2 separate regions of the Homo sapiens genome follow, and region 2 is linked to region 1. A link is a loop called in an ENCODE intact Hi-C map of the cell type or tissue named here. Cell type or tissue: IMR-90. All regions are shown on one strand. Each heading gives the region's core, and the rest is flanking DNA. Links, peaks and the distances in the headings are about the cores only.

The links. A loop is a pair of places that touch in the nucleus more often than their neighbours do. Peaks named below come from ENCODE experiments on the same cell type or tissue, not always from the same donor. Only the 100,000 strongest peaks of a DNase experiment are listed, where the experiment ranks them.
Region 2: a loop joins it to region 1, with 2.6 times the contacts of the local background. A loop is called at or near these places in 1 of 110 quality-filtered maps.

The regions. Positions count from the first base shown.
Region 1 is chr3:99,318,969-99,329,019 of GRCh38, reverse strand. It overlaps LOC107986104 (a long non-coding RNA gene), which reads left to right. Exons shown (of 3, transcript XR_001740816.1): 2 at 3,583-3,696. It also overlaps the pseudogene ARHGEF28P1. Among named protein-coding and RNA genes, the nearest start is that of COL8A1, 310 kb to the left of the region's middle. In IMR-90, for the core only: no CTCF peak of the experiment used is centred there; a DNase peak (open chromatin) is centred at 8,859; H3K27ac peaks cover 387 bases.
Region 2 is chr3:99,502,382-99,513,338 of GRCh38, reverse strand. All of the region lies in intron 1 of LOC105374007 (a long non-coding RNA gene), which reads left to right. It overlaps LOC105374005 (a long non-coding RNA gene), which reads left to right. Exons shown (of 5, transcript XR_007095985.1): 4 at 5,753-7,440; 5 at 9,971-10,957. Among named protein-coding and RNA genes, the nearest start is that of COL8A1, 130 kb to the left of the region's middle. In IMR-90, for the core only: no CTCF peak of the experiment used is centred there; a DNase peak (open chromatin) is centred at 7,208; H3K27ac peaks cover 290 bases.

The DNA.
Region 1 (10,051 bases), core at 7,334-9,833:
AAAAGATGATGTTTTAGACATGAAGTCCTTGCCCATGCCTATAACGTCATCTTTTAAAATAAAAGACACCTTTCTAAAGCTCAGAAGAATGGGCTGAAGTCCAAGAACTAAATTGCGGCACTACTCACAATAGCAAAGACTTGGAACCAACCCAAATGTCCAACAATGATAGACTGGATTAAGAAAATGTGGCACATATACACCATGGAATACTATGCAGCCATAAAAAATGGTGAGTTCATGTCCTTTGTAGGGACATGGATGAAGCCGGAAACCATCATTCTCAGCAAACTATCGCAAGGACAAAAAAACCAAACACCGCATGTTCTCACTCATAGGTGGGAATTGAAGAATAAGAACACTTGGACACAGGAAAGGGAACATCACACACCAGGGCCTGTTGTGGGGTGGGGTGAGGGGGGAGGGATAGCATTAGGAGATGTACCTAATGTAAATGACGAGTTAATGGGTGCAGCACACCAACATGGCACATGTATACATATGTAACAAACCTGCAGGTTTTGCACATGTACCCTAGAACTTAAAGTATAATAAAAATATATATATATAAATAAATAAAGTAAAAGATGAGGAAATCTAGGATAAGATTTAAATAATAATTTGGTATGATAGAAGATTATTAAAATAATTTCAGGCCATACATTTGAAATGTTACACATTCTCTTCAGAGAGTTTGTGTATAAATAAAGTTGACTGACATTAGAAATGCTATTGGTGTGTAGCCAAAGGAAAACTACTATCAAATGTAGAGTTGTGTTAGTTAAGTAAATGAATCCAGTTAAGATGTCTAGATCTTCAAATAGCTCAGTGCTTGCTATCATTTTCCAAATCTTTTTTATTAACCCATTAATTTTTGAGAAATACATAAAGAGAAATGGCCAAGATTTTAAAAAGATGAAAGTAATCTTCTCAAGGAGATATTAATTTTTCCCAGGAAATAACTATTGCTAAAACACAAAACTTCTTTGCAAGTTTTAGTCATGTGCGATCTTTCTATTCCATAGCCTTAAAAGCCTGGCCTACAGGAAAGATCGTAATTGAAGGCCATGAGGTTTTATTTCCTTGACTTATACTCTTAGAGAATTTTATCCTAGAGTTGCCAACCAAGTCAGATATTAATATATGATTTAGCAATTGTTTTGTAGCCAAGAAACACTCTGTTGATTCTGTTCTTAACAGCTGGATTCACCACATAAAAAGTGATCAAAGACAATAGTTTATGTCTAAAATACACAGACAAAGATATTAAATTTAGTAATTTGTTTTAGAAGTATGTGTAAACTAGGCATCAGTCAAAATAATCAGTGGAAATTTCTTTTTATGCTCAGCTTTTTATGTTGGGCTGAGAAAAAAAAAAAAAAAGATGACCAGAAGTCTTTTTCCACCCTCTTGCACCCTTCCTTATCTCAAACACCTCGTGCCACTCCAGAATTTATAGAAGCCTCAATTATGAGACTCTACCAGACCCCAACTTCCTGTATTAATTCTCTTATCAAGACTTCTACTTCCCAAATTAAAATATTCTTCCCTGTATCTCACCCACTCAAAGCTCTTTTGATATAGAAGATAAAGCGGCAGCCCTAGACAGATGGTATGACTTCCTCAAGGTCACCCAACCTCTTTAGAGCTTTAGTCAGGTGTCTTCTATTTCAAAAGGTGATAAAATTTAGGATAAGAGTAAAACAAAAGTTATTCCTTAATTAATGTACTATTTTCTCATGTTATTCATTTGTACTTATGAGTGCCAAAGGTTTCTGCTGGGCAAGGGGGATGAAATATGTTTGAGATATCAGTAGATGTTAAATTAGACTACATAGGGATATTCCTACCTGCGGGTTGTTGTATTAGTCAAGGTTCTGCAGAGAAACAGAATCAATTGTGTTTGTTTGTGTATGTGTGTATGCATGTATGTATATATGTAGTAAATGCATTATTGCACTTGGCAAACTGGAGACCTGAGAGCTAATGATGTAGTTCCAGTTCAAAAACTGGCAGGCTCTAGACCCAAGAAGAGCTGGGTTTCAGTTTGAGGTGAAGGTGGAAAAAAACCAATATTCCAAGCAATCAGGGTTTAAGGAATTCTCATTTACTCAGCTTTTTTGTTCTATTCAAGTCTTCAATTGATCAAATGAGATCCACTCACATTAGGAAGGGTTATCTGCTTTACTCACTCTACTCATTCTTTTAAATATTAATCTCACCCAGAAACACCTTCAAAGACACACTCAGAATAATGTATGACCAAATGTCTGGGTACCCTGTGGCCCAGTAAAGTTGACACATAATTTCTTTTTTCATGATCTTATGTATTTATTGCATGTAAGTGACTTTCAAGGATCATTTTGCCAGTTGGATTTGTAATCTCAGGGGCAGTGATCCTAAGTACTGCTATCCTGGGGCTGGTGTCTTTAAAGTTGTGTGTTGGTTTTGATTTGTGTTGCTTCAGTTTTGGGGGAAGATCATCCCCAAGCTTCTCTCCAGTGCAGCTCGTGAAGAAGGCTCCCTGCATTACATTCACTGTAATGCAGTGACATTGATACTGACCCTTAACCACACAGCCAAGTATTTGTTGGAGGCAGATATTAAACTTTTCCAGAAATACTTTTGGGATAGGTCCTTTCTTGCCATGTTTGTGCATAGTGATTCTGGTATACAATAATGCACGCTCGAGAGAATGCAGGCATCAATTTGTCGGTATGGGAACAATCTATTTTGGGGAGTAGCACTTTCTTTTTTCTGTTTTTTTTTTCCCTCAAATTCTATTTTAAGTTCAAGGGGTACATGGACACATAAAATTAACCATTACACACATGGAAAAAGGATCAGTTTTCATCTGTGAGATTATAGACAGCAGAAATGGGAGCAACGGGCAAAACTCATGGGAGACTCATTTAAGCCTATTATAGGAAGATGTTTATAACAGGTGTGACTATATTAAAAAAAACTGTTCTGTAAGAGAATGAGCTTCCAGATCTTCAAGCTTAAGCTGAATGATTCTCTGTAATGCGTGCTTTAGAAGGAGTTTCTGCTCTGACTGAAGGTGGGACTGCCTGCTCCCCCCTCCGCCGCGAAGTGTTTCTACCCAAAGAAGTATGATGTGCTCAATATTTCGAAGGCCAGTCTTATTTTCATGTAATCTTGGCCAACTCTCTCTTCTGCATGTCACAGCTAGAGGGATCTCTTTAAATACTTATCTGAATGAGTAGATTTGTTAAGGAAGTTCTTCTAATAGAAGCTAATGAGAGAAAATAGAAGGGAAGAAGCCAAGCCATGTCTCAATCTCAGCCGTTGTCTAAGGTAGGGTAGAACAGAAATTACAACACAGAGCTGATGTCATAAACTGTGAGCTACCCTTGGAACAATATCTCCCAGCATGCTGCATCTCTGGGAAGAGCAGCTCCAGTTGCTCATCGACAGTCCTCTGAAGCAAAGTGTGGGAGTAAACCTTTGGGAGGACTGCATGGAGGAGTTAAGGGGTGGGAGCACAGAAAGAAACCACAAAGGGATTCTGAGAGGATCTAGGTATAGAATTAACACTGTTCTCATCATGTTTCGTTTTAGTCTGGGATGATATGAAACCTTGCAGACGACATGCATGGATCAACTCATGAGACAGTAAATCACTCAAAATCTTACTACAAAAGACAACGTCCTTATTTGCTTTTACAGAAAAAGGTAAATCTTCCTTGACATATTCGGCAGAATCTATGAAGAATTCATTCATTTATTCTTGAAATAAATATCAAGTAGAATCTCTGAACTAAAAGAAACTTCTATGTTGCAAAGCTTTTCTTTTTTCCAAATAATGTAACAGTTTAGAAAACTTGAGAGGTGGGGAAATGTGCTTTCATTCAGTTCTATGTTTTTCTGGAACAGAGCAATAAAAGTAAGATTGACATCTCGCTGACTGTTTAACTGCCAACATTGCCACCTGCTATCCTGAGGCAATAAGCAGCCTTATTGGCACCCTCGTGCCTGGAGAGAAAACCAAAAGATGATGAATAGCCAGTCCCTAAAATCAAACGTCATGCACAGCAGTGGCTGGCACAAGATGAAGTGCTTGCTAAGGAAATAGAATGGTGAATTGAAGCTCTCAGACCATTGATCAAACTTGTTTGTAGCCAGCCTTCAGTGTTTTGTTTCTGGCTGCTAGAATCTCACTACCCTTCTTGGTCTAAAGGAAGCCAAAGACCCTTCATCTGTTTATACAGACCATATGTAACTACAAACAGAACTGTACAAAGTTGTCCCTTTGGAGTCCAGGCATTCATGTACTTCCCCCATATGTAAGCCAAGAAATGAATGCATTCACTGTTTTTTATTCCCCTGTGAGATCTTGCTACAGATTTACTAGTGGTATGACTTAACCTGTATTTCCAACCTACATATGGAAGAAAGTAATAAAGCAAGTAGATAGTGTTATTGTTCACAGAAAATGAGACCTTTCTGACTCCATTCATGGATGGATAAAGACCTCTCCATAGACTCATCAATTTCACTTTACAGACGTACCTGGAAATTGATTAGCCCTTGGAGTGGGGAGCTGCACCTTGCAAGGTACACCTCAGAAGAAGTGGGAAATTTTAGTATTCATAGTTGTTAATGACAACAAGCTAATACTAGTAAGAGAGAATGTGTCATCATGGTAAGTCCTTCCATGAAACTCTCAAAATAAAGGTTATTTATTCAGAAGGGTTTGAGTCCACTTACTAATATATAGTTACTGCATCATATCACAATGCTCTCTGGCCCTTCTAGATGATTGATCCCTTCCTCTGTGCCAAATCTATATGTTCACATACTTTTATTGCTGTTATCATACTGTTTTATTTTACTATTATTAATTGAATTATTATTATTCATTGAATTATTATTATTATTATTATTATTATTATTAGAGACAGACTCTTGCTCTGCCACCCAGGCTAGATGCAGCAGTATGATCTTGGCTCACTGCAACCTCTGCCTCCCAGGTTCAAGCGATTCTCCTTCCTCAGTTTCCTGAGTAGCTCAGATTACAGGTGCATGCCATCACACCACCTGGCTAATCTATATATATTTAGTAGAGACAGGGCTTCACTGCATTGGCCAGGCTGGTCTCAAACTCCTGACCTCAAGTGATCCACCCACCTCAGCCTCCCAAAGTGCTGGGATTACAGGAGTGAGCCACCGCACCCAGCCCAATTTATTGAATTATTTTAGACTTTTAGGGCCTTGAGAGCAATGACTTCTGTCTTACTTACTTAACTGCATCTCTTCACATAGGACACATGTAATTGTGTTCAGTAAATATATATTAAATGAGTGAATTAATGAATGAAAAATATAAAGCAAGAAATTGGAAGAAATGAATTCTCAAACTCCTTTACAGCCTGTGATTGGCAGAATTCTAAGATGAGCCCCAAATGACTCGTGCTTGTGTAGTCTCCTTCCCTTGAGCATGGATGGATGAAAATATGATGAGCTATCACTCCTCTGATTATGTTATATTATATAGCAAAATAGATTTCTGAAGAGATAAGATTACTAATTTTAATGATGGAGTTTAATCACTGTAAACTTTGATTTTAATTACTGAAGATTTTGTAGATGTACTTAAATTTACTGATCAACTGCCTTTGAGTTAATCAAAACAGAGATGATCTGGGTGGGTCTGACCTGATCACCCGAGTCCTGTAAATTTGACTCTAGAGGTCAAGGACAGAAGTCAGAAATTGGAAGCAGCAGAGACCTTTTCTTGTTAGCCCTAAATGGGCACCTGCCATGTTGAGAGAGAGCCAACATGTTGGGGAATGGCAGATATCCTCTAGGAGCTCCTTCACATTAATCAAGAAGGGGCCTCCTAGACATCAGTCAAGAACACAGGGACTTCAGTGTTACAATCTCCGAACTGAATTCTGGCAACACTCTGAATGAGCCTGGAAAAGAACCACAAGCTTCAGGTGAGGCAGCATCCCAAGGCAACACCTTGATTTCAGCTATGTGAGACTCTGAGCAGAGAACTCAGCTGCGTGGTGCTAGATTCCTGACCCATGGAAATGGTGAGATTATAAATAAGTGTTGTTTTACAGATTGTGGCCAATTGTCACACAGCAATAGAAATTAATCCACAGTCCTAAAAACAATTATTTAATGGGCAATTTTAAATAATTTTTATGAAGTGGCCAAGAATAAACATATCTTTCATATGCTTCTCATGGCATTGTAATTTCTCCTGTTATGAAATCAGCTTCATGAGGTCTGGGAATTTGCATGTTTTTTTCATTGTTGTATCTTCATGGCCAACAATAGTGCCTGCACATGGTAGACTTTTCATAAATATTTGCTGAATGAATCAATGTTTTTTGAATTGGATTAAATTGCTTACTATATACTATATTATTGCTATACTGGTAGCAGTGGGAGTGGGTAGGAATGGTATAAAGTAGGGTCATTTTCCTTGAGGAATTTACATTCTGTGATTTTTTTCTATTATAAAATAGAGATTGATGCATGGAAAAGGACAATCTGACCAAGTCTGCCTTCCTTTCCCTAGCAGAAGATTGAGTGCTGTAGAGGAAATATCACGAGCACAAGAGTCAGACAAATTTGAGTTTGTACTCAGGTTCAGCGACTTACTGGCTGGCATTACATGGACATTCCCAGTTCCTCATCTGTTGATAGGGATTAATAATATCTACCTTGCAGAGTTTTTCTGAGGATTAGAAGCAATATGTGTACCTATGGGGTGATCAATAAGTAGAAACATTATTTAGGACTGATGATGACTTCTGGTATTTTATTCTTTATGTTTTCTTTTCCTCTTGAGTAAAATCAGTTTTTAATGTGAATTAGCAATTTTTTATTCCTCTTGAAAACATTATATGCATTATTTTAGCTCCATATTTAAGGGTTGTTCTTTTTTCTTTCTTTCTTTTTTGAGATGGGGTGTCTCTCTGTTGCCCAGGCTGGAGTGCAATGGAATGGTCGTAGCTCACTGCAAACTTTGCTTCCCGGATTCAAATGATTCTCCAGCCTCAGCCTCCTGAGTAGCCGGGATTACAGGTGGCTGTCACCATGCCTGGCTAATTTTTGTATTTTTAGTAGACATGGGGTCTCACTATGTTGGCCAGGCTGGTCTCGAACTCCTGACCTCATGATCTGCATGCCTCAGCCTCACAAAGTGCTGGGCTTACGAGCATCAGCCACTGTACCCGGCCAAGAGTTATTCTTTATAGTAGGCGTCTATTAAGGTTGACTTAGAGTTTAGTTAATGTAGAATGCAGGTCTTAATGGCTAATGATAGGTGCAGTAGCTTTCCACTGAGCATATTTCCATCACTCCACCTTCCAAATGTTGCCTGACCAGTACTGAAGACAACGGAGTTAGGAATTCCTCTAAGCCCTTTTGTTCTGTTAAGACATCCCAGTATAACAGTTTTACTACATTGTTTTTGTTGCAAAGGCAACACACTGTTGGCTCATACTGAGTTTGTAGCTCTCTAGATTTTGTTGATAGAAATGACTATTATTAAGCCAGGTGTCTCCTGTCTTGTACATATGAGATAATTTTGGAGACCACTATTATCTTGTTAGTTTCAGCCCAATATTCCAACCTGTCATAATATTTTTTTAAACTTGATTTAGCCATCCATCATATTAACTGTCTCTCCTAGCTTTGTGTTGGCTGTAGATGTGATAAGCAGGCCATCTTGTCCTTGTTTAAGTTATTAGCAAAAGTGTGGAGCACAATATATGAAAGTATAAAACCCTGCAGCATGTCACCAGAACACTGTTTCCCAAAGTATGTTCTTTAAGATACTAGTTCCATGAGATTCTAAAAACACCACATATGATCTGCCTTTTCTTGGAAAGTCTCAGTGCAGATTGCATGTTATAAACTGCGAATCTTGCAGTAAATAAAGGAAAATCTTCTTTAATTTCAATTAATCCAACATTTTCCAAGCTTATTTGTGTAAGAAAACCCATTTAACAGTTGTTTGGATTTATTTATATTAACATAATGCCATGTTCCTAGTTCACGGAATACACCCCCATCTAGCCCTAATAACATGCTTTAGAACTTTATCATGAAAGACACAAACTAATAGGTCTCTAGTTTCAAAAATTCATTTTATTCATTGTGAACTTTAAGATAAGGCTCCTTTTTTGTCTCCTTGCTATTCAATGTTATTCAATGTAAACATTGTGTTACTTCAAGTTGTTTTAATACTCTGGGCTACATTGATCTCCCCATTAATTTGTCTTATTTTATCTTGTGCCTTATTTTCCTCTTCTCCATATTTCTTCTTTTTTTGGATTGAATATCTTTCTCTATATATAAAAGTTGGAATAAAACAATGAGTTTAGCATTATACTAATGTTACACTGTCTCTCCCAAATAAATTTGATTCTACATGTTCTTTTCACTGTGGGAAGAGCAAACTTTAATTTTTAAAAAAATCATTTAAGTTCTGTATTTTGTATTTTGTTTTCCACAGCCTATTTTCAACTTGATGGTTTATGGAACTCTTATATTTTTATAAGAGTTTATGGTTTATGGAACTCTTATATTTTTATGGTTTATGGAACTCTTATATTTTTATTTTTGGCTATACACTGTTTATTCTGACTTTTGTACATGTCTTTTTAAAAATGACCTCATCCCAGACAGTACCTAGGGTTCCAATTTCTGTTTGTTTTAAAAAATGTAATCAGTAACTGTATTATCAAAATGTTATTGTTATTCTTTCATCTCCTGAAGCAGTCTTCTCTTTTGAATCTCTAGCCATGTAGTCATTCCTAATTTGTCTTACACTTTTTGAGGCCTGCTTTCCTAAAGTCCAGAGTAGATATCTGGCTGTCCCCCAGGATTGCTTTCCACAGCTTTATTATAAATTCCAAGAACATTGTTCACATTCTCCAAAGTTACTTTCACGTCCGTTGACTCAGTCAGTTTTCCCTTGTTGCTAAGAATTAAATTCAAATTAGCAACTCCTTTTGGTTATTTATGGACTCATTAAGAGATGAAATTATTAGCAAAGCAACCTCAGGGTTAGTCAGGTAACTTGATTTTCACATTAAATATATAAAGAGTACTTACTATGTGTCACGTAAGGCTCTTGTTAAGAAAAATATAGCAGAGAACGTGACAGAGAGAGGAGACAGAGGACATAATAAACAAAAAAAGTCAAAATAATTTCAGCTAATTACAGGTTCTGTAAACAAAGTAAATTACCATAATATGACAGAAAGTTATGGGTAAGGAGTTATATCCATTACATTAAATTAGATGCTTAGGAAAGGCCTCACTAAAGAAGTAACACTTAAGCTGAGAGCCAAATTCCAAGAGGGATTAAACCATAAAAATGCCTTAGGGTAGAATATTCCACACGGAGCAATAGCAAGTGCACAAGCCCCAAAGTGTGAATAGTCTTTGCATCTTCTAGGAAGAGGAAGAAGGCCAAAGAGCTGAACATAGGGAATCAAGAATGCAGTGGTGGGAATCAAGGTTCAAGAGTGGGCAGGAGATGGAAAGGCAGGGAATATTTCTCAAGTTAACTTTGACTCCAGATGAGGAATAGATGTAGACATGATCGAGAAAGGTGGAAATAAAGAACCCAACAAGGGATCTACTGGAGATTTCAAGAATAGGTATCTGAGGTCCTCCTTGCTGCCATGATTCAATTCTGCCATTTTTGTGATCCTGAGGTATAAATATGACATATGTCCCTCCTGCTGGACTCGAGAATGTTATGCATTCTCCCCAAACTAGATAATTTATTATGGCTCTCATTTTTTCTGATTAACTTGTTTTTCTTCATATTTTTCTTATATGGGTCGAGGTTTTTCACATAGTTCAGGCTTTCTTGATTTGTGATACTACTCCATTATCCCATCTCTTCAGATTTGTGTTTCATCAAACCAGACTAATAGTCTTGCTCCATTTGTGCAAAAATGTTACAAACGATGTCGTTGGAGTGGTGCCACACAGAGCCCCTGAACACTGACTAAGCATATTTTAACCATGAGTCACAGATTATGTCCTATTG
Region 2 (10,957 bases), core at 5,670-8,169, 190 kb before region 1:
CAACAAAATTCTAAAGCTCCCACTATGTCTAATGAGAAATTCTCACTGTATTTAACATTGTATTTGTTTATTAGTTTCATTTCAGTTGCTTATCATTTCTTATGAATGTCAAGTGGAAGAAACAATGTAAAAAATTTAATATCCCTGCAACTCATAAAATCATAAAATCTAATCTTCAGTTTGATGCAAAGTTAAAAAACAACCCAAACTGTCCAAATGTAACTTCTTGGAAGCACTTCCAAATTGATTCCAAATATTCTTTTGTAGCTGTGGGTCTTATTTCCCTCTACATATTTGTTAATTTTCCTTCCCCCACCCCAAGTTTCAGCAAAATGAGAGTTCAAACAAGTACCATATGATCATGGAATCACATAGTGATTAGGTTACATAAGACTTTCATGGTTATTTTATTCATCTATGCATTGTGTTTTTAAATCTCCTTCATATACAGACATCCCCTCTGAGAGATAATCTGGCTTATTCTTGAATTCCTCTTAAGAGAATTATTAACTTTCAAAACAATGTAGCTCATATTTCAACAACTATGTCAGAAATATTCTCCTTTCAGGACCTTTCTGCTCCTAGCCTTAGTTCTAGAGTTATCTTAGAGTTATAACCTTTTTGGAGTTATCTCGAACAAGTCTGATTCTTTGATCCCATGCAAACCTTTAACTGTTGTATGTCAACAACTATGGGTCCCAAAGTCTTTTTCTCTCCTCATGTGTCCATCATTTCCTATTTCCTTGATCATTGCTTACATCATATGGTAGACTATTGTTCTCAGGACATGCTCAGTTTATAGGCTTCCTAGAGTGTAGTGCCCTAAATTGGACACAAAACTCTGGGTTTGGCCAAATAGAACTATCATCCTTCTTCACTCTAAAATGATAAACGTTCGTCAACATATCCCAAGATTGCATATTAGGAATTTTGGACATTGTATTTCACTGTTGATTTATCTCAGGCTTGCTGTTGATTTAAACCATAAGTCATGTTTTCACCTTTCATGCTGAGCCCTGTGTCCTTCACTACCCAGAACTCAAACTGTTTTTGGACTTCAGTGAAATATTTTAAAATTGTCTCCTTTAAATTTCATCTCATTGTATTCAGGCTGGCTTGAGAAGATGTTTTTGGTCTTTATTTGGTCCTAAATCATTCATAATAATTTCCAGCTTTCTACCATCTACAAATTTGGGATATCTATCTTTCACATTTTTATATGAATTATTAATAAAATTATGTTATGATATAATTAAGAAAATTTCTCTCTAGGTTGCCACTGATACATAGATAAATGACTATTGCATAGTGTACAGTTATTCAAAAATTACAAATGCAACTAGTCAAATGGTCATCTCCCTTGTTTTCCCATATTATCAACTAAGCTATTTAGAGAGACTTTGTAAAATGCAGCTGTCACATGTTCCATAGCTATTACACGTGGCCTTTTGGTCTGCCAAATAGGAAAAACAGGTTAATCTCATGTGACCTATTAATGAACTCATGCTAACTACTAGTAGAAACTAGTTTCCCTCTTCTGAGTGAGGATAGCTCACTGTCCTTTGGTGGGTGCTATTTCCATCTCTCTCTCTCTGTTTTGGAATAAGAAAGACATTTGGTGGGTCTGCAATACTCCTGATCCTCTATTGGTTTTCCCATTTCCTCATGGGCACACATCACATTTGCATTTCTCTCAGCCACAGACATTAAAATTCTCCCTGATAGCATTATAGAGCTTGTTTAGAGAATGTAAATGTTCTCTTGGCACTTATGTAAATTTTAATACGTTTAATAAACTTAATTCCCTCCTGCTGTGTTTGTAGCACAATATCCATTCTGAAGAACATTCTCCACAGAGAAGATGGAGAGCAAACGAGAGATATGGGCTTTCACCGTCTCTCCATTTTCTATCAACTCTCAAAAGTGGGCTTCAAAGTGGTCTATAGGTCTTCAACATTCACTCTTAGAGGAATAAAAGGATAGGCTGGAGGAAATACTTTCAAATCACATATCTGATAAGAAACTTATGTCCAGAATACAAAAGAACATTTGAAAGGCAATAGTAAAATAGCCCAATAAAAAGTAGGCAAAAGATTTGAGTAGACACTTTACCAAAGAAATAAATGGATGGAAATAAGCATATGAAATGATGCTCAACATCATTAATTAGCAAGGAAAGGCAAATTAGAGCCACATGAGATGTCAATGCACACTTATTAGAAAAGCTTAAAGAGAAAACTGTTCATATCCAGTGTGGGTGAGGCTGGAGAAGAACTTGACCTCTTACATTGTTGGTGGGAATGCCAATGGTTTGGTCACTTTAGGAAACAATTTGGCAGTTTCTTATAAAGTTAAATTTACACTTAGCATACAAACCTAGGAATGTCCCTCCCTAAGTATTTACCATAGGCAAATGAAAACTTACATTCCCACAAAAACCTGTATGGGGATGCTCACAGTGGCTTTATTTGTAATTGTCAACAACTGGAAATAGCCCAAATGTTTCCCAAATGTGATAAAGTCATACAATAGTGTAATACACAGCTACAAAAAGGACAAACTATTGATATATGCAATAACATGGATGTATCTCAGATGTATTATGCTAATGAAAACACCAGGTCTAAAAGGCTGAATACTGTCCCATGTAAATGACCTTCTTTCAAAGGAAAACTGTAGAGACAGAACAGGTAGGTGGCTGCCAGGGGCCGGCATGGGGAGTTTTTTTGGATGGTGGAACTGTTCTTTATCTTGACTGTGGTGCTAGTTACACATGATCATATGTGTTTGTCAACCCATAGAACTGTGTACTAAGAAGGGTGAATTTTACTGGATCTAAGCTAAACCTCAGTTTAAAAAATGAATATGTAATTTTTTGTTCTTGTTATCTAAATATGTTTTGTTTTTGCAAACAAAACCATTTTAGTTTTTCTAACATATTGTTAGCTCAGCCAAAAGATCTTTAATAATAGCTGGACATAACTTCAAGCCTGTCTTGGTCTGTTCAGGCTGCCGTAACAAAATACTCCTATAATTGGTGGCTTATAAACAATAGGAATTTATTTCTCCCAGTTCTGAAGGCTGGGAAGTCTAAGATCAAGGTGCTGACAGATTCTTGCTTCTCCATAGATGTGTCTTCTCTGTGTAACTTCACATAGTGGAAGGAGTCAGGAACCTCTCTGAGGTCTCTTCTATAAGAGGACTAATCCCATTCATAAGGTATCTGTCCTCATAACCTAATCATCTCCCAAAGGCCCCACCTCCTACCATCACCTTGGTGGTTAGGATTTCAACATACGAATGGGGGCGGGTGAATACATATTTAGTTCATTACAGACACTGACCATTCAGATCTCCCTTTCCAAACCCTTCTCTCAAGGATTTTTTTTTCATCATAGAGTTCTTTAGTGTATATCTGATTATAGCCCTCAGGATCACAGCCCCCTAAGAATCTTTGCTGTTTTTCCCATAGATTAATATAGCACAAACCTAAAGGCCAGATTTTTAAAAAAATTTTTTTCAAATACCCTTGAACCCTAGCCCCAGTTTAACATTTGGGAAGGGCTCTGCAATGATGAAATACACACATATTAAATATGTCTGGTATGATCACATATTCCTGGTATTTTATAGAATCGTGAGGTTTTAAAAACCACCACCAGTCCAGATCGGATTTTCCTTGTTTGTCAATGAATATGGCACGTGGGGTGGAAGCATAGAATCACAGAATGTTCAAGCTGGAAGACACTTAGAGTTCGTCTAGTCCCATTCTCTATTTTACAGAATCAAAAGCTTCGTTGCCTCTTGGCCATTATCTGGTAACTTCAGGCACTCTCTGATCTTGCATTCCTTGGGCTCCATCCAGACCCAGGTCCAAGATACGCTGTGCTCCTAGAGAAATGCATTCCACTTGGATAAAGCAAAACAAAACAAAAGCCCAGCCACCTATTCTACTAGCAGACAAGAGTATAAATATGCAATTCTGAGGGTGCATCAGCGATCAGCTATGCTGTGGTTCAGTAAAACGAGGCTTCTTTAAGTGGCCTTGGGTCTCCTCTAAGGTTATACATTTTGGGTTCCTTTAAGGTTTCTGGTGGTCTAATAGTAATGTCTTTAGATGATATATTTTATGTATTTATTTATTGAAATTTAACTGCAGTTCAGGCTGAATATCATCCTGGATGTTCAGAAGTCTGTTTTTTCTTTCTTTTCTTTTTTCTTTTTTTTTTTTTTAAAAAACCACCTACCTCCAAGCCTACTCTACATTGTTTGGTAAATTTCTGAGAAGGAAGTTCAAGGCTCTTTCAAAAAGGAAAACATAAAGTTAGGTTTTCTGCTGCTCTTGGCTTCTCAAGAATAAAGTCTGTGGCAAAAGTACAGAACCACCAAGGTTTGGAGTTGTCACTGCTGAGGATGGATGTGTGATATTTGAGGAGACAGTCTCAATGGGAGGAAAACAAGGCTACCCAGCTCAGTTGTTTATTTCCCTTTCTCTCAACCAATTTACTAAGAGAAGTGTCTGGATCCTCAGTATATTTGTCCTGTTGATTATTTTCCTTACAATGATGTTTCCAAAACATGATACTGTCACTTTTAATTTTCACCTCTCTCTTACCAGAGCCCTTCCACTCTATTCTGGGCACTAGCAAAGTCACTATCCCTGGGGCATAAACTTCTACTTGAATTGAATTGGCAACAGTTCAGGTATATGGAACCTCTGATTGTTGAGAAAATGTGTGCTTTTGTGTCATTCTCTCTAAAATCTTGTCCTTCTTGTGTCCAGAACATGGAAGAGCTATATTGTTAAAGTGACTTAGGTTTGCTGTTTTCCCTTTTTGTTTCCTTGCTTGAGAGTGTGGATACTGTTTGGACTGGAAGAACTCTCATTAGAGCTTGATTTGGGGGCTGGGCAGGGCTTGCTGGGGAAGCACTTATTTCCCTGTGAAGCTGGCCACCTTCCTGTTCAGAGTTCCCTTTTGGAATTTCTCTTTGACATACTCTTCTAACTTCTTCACTCCTGCTCTGGTTGGCAAGGCCCCATGAAATGTGAATATCCTGTGGGCTGCCCTTGTGTCTAGTCCTTGCCACTCTCTGCCACCCAGGTCCTATCAGGATCCAATCTCATGCCCCATAATAATGCTCCTTAGACGTGGTCTCATTTTCTTAGTTCTTCTGAAAGGACAGTTTAATCTGATAAGTAAATGTAAGGTAAGAAACTCTTGTAGATTTTAACAGCAGCCATCCAGAGACAGAGAATCTGCTATTGCTCTCTAAACTAACAGAGTATCTCCAAGAGGAAAATGGGGAGAGCTGGGGAGGGTATCCCACATTGAAGGAGCCTCCTTTGCCCACCCTGGCCTTGGGACTGCCCATAGCAGTTCCAGAACAGTGAAATTTAGACCTTGGGCTTGGGCTGCGTGTGGCTTTTTGTGTTCACTTGGGCCTCTAATGTCTGTATTTCATATCCCATTATCCTGAGCCTTGCAAGCATCAGCAGTTCTGTGGCTCTTCTGGTGAATGCTACTTGTGAATAAGCCTCTCAAATCACAAAATGGGAGGAACTTTCACTAAGGGAAAAAGCATGGGCAATATTTAGCCACTTCCCAAAGCCACTTGGAATATATGTTGATTTATTCTTAGGAAAAACAAGACTAGAACAAGAAGTTTATTGAACATTAAAATTATTTAAAAAGTTAATGAATAGCTGTTTATTAACATGCTTACCTCCTTCTTCACTTCTCCAAAAACAAAGGAGCGGTATTTATACCCCAGCAGGACTTGCTTGAATACAAGGAACGCCATCTAATGAAAATCCCATGCCGCAGGCTGAGCTGGAGGGAGCATCGTGAGTGGCTCAGACCCAGGCCTTCAAGGCAAGGGACAGACACCGTCTTACTTGGTTTGCGGTGGAATATCTGGAAAAAGCATTGGTTACATTTTTTGTAACCCTTGGCTAATGAGTCCCAGTCAGTGGAGGCTGAGCTAAACACCACACAGGCAGCAGACCATCAGCTCGCTTCTCATGAATGCAAAGAAGATGTCATGGAATCAGGTCTTATCTTTTCATGTAACCTGGCAGCTAATTTCTCCCTTAATTAGTTGTAACACCGTTTATGCAAAACAAAGGATTTTCTTATTTCCTTAAACAAAAATTGTGCTGGAATTCTAGAATTTATTTTCTAAGTATGTAATTAAGCACATTACAAAAAGACATAATTGCAGGTCAGAGATTTTCTAGTGGAGACTGTTACCCATGTTCTCAGGGTGTTGACAGGATACGCTTCATCTCCCTGGTCCTGCCCCCATGTTATAATAGCTAACAGTTTTTTGGTATTTTTAAGTTTGCAAAGAGTTTGGATATGCAGAATCTCATGTGGAGCTCCTTATTAGGATTAAAGGGGGAAGAAAAGAATCAGAGAGTAAAATTTTAGAATATTAATGCTTGGAGGCCTTTGGGGATCACTTAGTCTAGCATTTTCCAAATTGTAACCAGTAGAATACGAGTTCTAGAAAATGATATTTGAAAATAGAGTTCCAGCTGGGTGCGGTGGCTCATGCCTGTAATCCTAGCACTTTGGGAGGCCGAGGTGGGTGGATCACAAGGTCAGGAGTTTAAGATCAGCCTGGTAAACATGGTGAAACCCTGTCTCTATTAAAAATACAAAAATTAGCTGGGCATGGTGGCACGTGCCTGTAGTCCCAGCTACTTGGGAGGCTGAGGCAGGAGAATCACTGGAACCTGGGAGGCTGAGGTTGCAGTGAGCCAAGATCCCGCCACTGCACTCCAGCCTGGGTGAAAGAGTGAGACTTCATCTCAAAAAAAAAAAAAAAAAAAAAAGAAAAAAGAAAATAGGGTTCCAAAATGAAATGAGGTTGGGAAACCTGGGACACTGTTTCCCCTCCTGGAGATTTGCAGTTCATATTAACATATTATAGGCTTTGGGGATTCCCAAAATAAAAAAAAAAAAGTATTAAGTTTCTTTTAATGAAGCATTTCCTACTTTTATTTGATTATGCAGTATCTCCCCTCCCCTCATATATATATATATATTTAACATTTAAGGAAACCAAAGCCTTACAGTTACACGGTTAATTGGTGGCAAATCCTCGATTTCACAATTCTCGGGCTCCAGATTATTACATCACTTGCTAAGGTCTGTGAAGTACTCTGACTGTGACTCACAACCGAGGACTTGTGGAATAGTGACTGGGCCACGCGACTGCACTCTCTTAAGATTTTGGTTTGCCAAGTCATTCTGAATCTAATGATCTTTGGGTGATTCCCCAGACTGAGGAGGAAGCAACAGCAGCTGTGCATTGGGCCCACAGAAAGAATGGTTGAAGACTGCAGTGTATTTTGAGTTTCTGCTTTGGAGGGGAGGGTTGGTCCTGATGCCCACAGACGAATGGCCTCCTGGTTCCAATCAAGGCCAGCCCAAAGTAAGTCAGTGAAGAGGTGAAATGTGACTTCAGAAAAACTCTGCTCTTTTTTCATTTTACTATATAATCCTTGATATAAGTGTAACTACACTTTCACATCCTCAGTGCTTTTGATAAAAATTCTGCTCTGAGAGCTTTTATTCATATTACATTATAAGTGATTGATAACTACAGTTAAAGGTTAAAGTGTTTCCTATCCCACAGGGATTTCCATTCCACCCTAAACACTGTGCTAAAAAAAATAAAGCTCTAAGGGTGGGTCTCGAGGCGAGTGGTGAGGGAGAATTTTTTCCCCTACATGGGGACATAGGCTCTGAAAACCACATTGGATGGATACATATCCTTTTCATGCTTGAATAAAAAATATACATTTCTGGTCCAACCGAGTTTAATACACATCTTGACATTTTATTTTAATATTTCTAGTAAGATATCTTTTTTTTTGCAAGATGGAGTAGCCTTATTGAGTCCCTAGGGTACAATGTCACTTGATTCTTCACACATGAAGAATGTGGTTTCATTTTCTCAGTTCTCTGATAAGTAAATGTAAGGGTTCTCTCTCTTCTTTGAGGAGATAGGAGAACATGCTCAGTGCTGCATAGTACTATAGACTCATTAATTCCTTGACAGTGAGTAGCTGTCATATTCCAGACCTGGGGAAAGAGAGACACCTAGGTCATGGCTTCTGTCCTCAAAGAGATTACCTTCAAGAGGAAGCATTCATAAATTTATATAAACAGATAATAATAATTTGATAATTTCTATAATGGAGATCTATCCCAAGAATGTGGGAATAAATCTTCATGTTAAAATGTTTTGAGTTCTTTGACAAAGTCAAATCTGTCTGAAAAGTACTTTAATAGAACACAAATTTTATGCTAATTTTCAGGCCTTAAATCTAGGCCAAAGTCATGGGTAGTGCTTAACACATAAATAAGTTTCCTGTATGATGTGTGTGTGAGGTGAAAACCTTTTCACCCTTAACCTACTCCCCTCACTGCCATCATAAATGGTACAAGCTTTTAAGGTGACATTTGTGTTTAGTGTGGTCTGAAGGCCTTTGTTATTGGAGACAGGCAGCACACTAAGTTAGGGAAAACCTTGGATTTAAAAAATATTAAGAATTACTTGGACAGCCAGCAAATTCCTTAGTAACTTGCAATAGAAAAGAAAGGCTTAAAAAAAAAGAAAAAAAGGAAAATGTGGTCTTTAGGCCTTGACATCTCAATTAGCTTTTTCTAAAGCTAATCCACCCAACTAAGTTTACAACATATTGGTTAGGCACATCATCAGGAATTGAGATGGCAGGAATCATCTAAACTTGCTTAATCAGGGCCTTGTTGAATATCCCAGCAATGCAAAACCCTAGATGGCGGATGCAGGTGGTAACCAGTGTCCCTAGGAGTTGTGCAATGTGGAGACAGTATCCTGTCTATGAATGTCTTTGTTTACTCTGTGTCCCTCTTTTCTTACATCTGCCACATGTGAACTCATAGGGCATGAGTTCAAACAGTTGAATTCCAGAGCTATAAATGACGTGGATTCCCTCTGGGAAGCAGTATTGGAACAGTTTAACACCCAGTTTTTGAAACTGACATGTTTAGGTTTAAACCATGGCTCTGCCCTTTACTAGCTTGTGTGACCTATGAAATGGGGAGATTTATAACACTAACTTGTAATGAGATCATCTAGGCTAACCACTTAGCACCTGGCACAGTATAAATATACAAATACATGTTAATTGTTATTATAACCTTATCTCCTATCCCTCCATTTAAAAAGCAGCTTGGGACTCAGTAATGTGAAAAGATTTGTCTTACGTCTTTTGTGGCTAGTCAGTAACAGTCAGAATTAATTTAGTGTTGGCCTTAATTGAGCCATGTGATTTGCTCAATAGAATTTTATATTTTAAGCCACCTTTGAACAACCATATAGTAAGGGTCCATTTGATCTTTCTCCTTCAACTACTTTTCACACTTACACCATGACATTCTTTTTGCAAACATTTCAGTAGTTTTGGTATTGGGCTTTGAATTGGTAGCCTTAATATTCTGTTTTTCAAAGTCTGTTTTCTGTAAAGCTAAACCCACAGTGGACTGTGCTATTACTCTGCCCAGATTCCCTCAAATCCCTTTTACTGTTTATGTCTGTGAGCTTCCCCTCTTTTGTTTGTTTGATTTTCTCCTAACAGTCCTCACTTGCAACTCTTCTGGAGCTGTGCAGACAGCCAGAAGTGTCCGGGATTTTGTGTTCCCCGATCACTCCACTCCATTCCCCTAAGCCCTTAGCCCATGAGTGTATCTTCAGGAATATGAAGGCCCAGCCCCTGTGCTACTGGTCAGGACAAACTCTAAAGTGTGGCTTATATTCCAGATTCCCTTTGGGGATCAGGCTGAAGCTAGGACTTTGCCTGAAATCCCGCCTTTGCTTGGCTGCTTTTCCTTCCCTGTCCCAATTTCCTGGTTAGGAGTGAATCACTCCCACATTTGTTCACATTTTATCTCTTTATTATTTTTTTTTGTTCCATCAGAGTCTGCTTCTGGAACCCAAACCTAAGGGACTCAGCTATGTTTGTGTTGACCTACTATCAATAAAGAAGATCCTTATTTAAGAACAGGCCACCTTCTGTTTTACACATATACTTTCTGACCCTAGAAATTGTTCAGAAGGTGGAATGTTTTGCTGTTTCAATGAGATCACATGTGTAAAGGCTCTTTGTACACTGCAGGAGCTATAGAAATGTGAGTTATGATTGCTCAAATTTCATTCCCTTTGCTCTAATTTTGAGTTAGGGGAGAGAAAGCCGGCCTGTAAAGTACATATCACAGTTTCTCTTTCTCAGCTTTCAACTGCATGGGAGTTTGTATTTCTGTTTCTACTACTCCATTTCCTCTGCTGATACCCTGCCAGGGAGGTGAATGTATCAAGTCAGGAAGTAGACTTCTCAGAATAAAGAATGCAGAATTAGAATGTTTAGTGCACCCAAGGTTAGGTGTAGAGTGTGTCATATGAAAGTAATAGGTATACTTTTTTCATAGCATTTAATATGCCTTTATCCTTAAATTTTTAATAGGTTTTGATATATCAAAGTATATAAAAGTATACACTTTATTATAATTGTCAACTGTATTTTTGTAGTTTTCTTCTCTCACTTTTCAGAGAGGGGAGAATTTAGCCCTTACTGTGAAAACAAATACACAAGGAAGAAACAAGCTTATTACAAACAAGAATGTTCCTCTATTACATGTACTGATCTAAAAACCTTAGTCTAGTTACTCCTCCTGAAGCTCATGTTTAATATTTGGAATAGAAAATACTTTTCTATTAAAAAATCCAGAAGAAATTAAGATATTGATTTTTCCCCATAAGATCTCTGTTGTGGTGACTGCAGTGACTGTAATATCTTCTGTCGTTGCATTTGTAATGGCTTCATCAAGAATGAGATTGCCTCCCAAAGGGTGGGTTAGAAGTTTCCCATCTGCAGGCATTGCTTGGCCAGCATCTATCCTCTATTTCC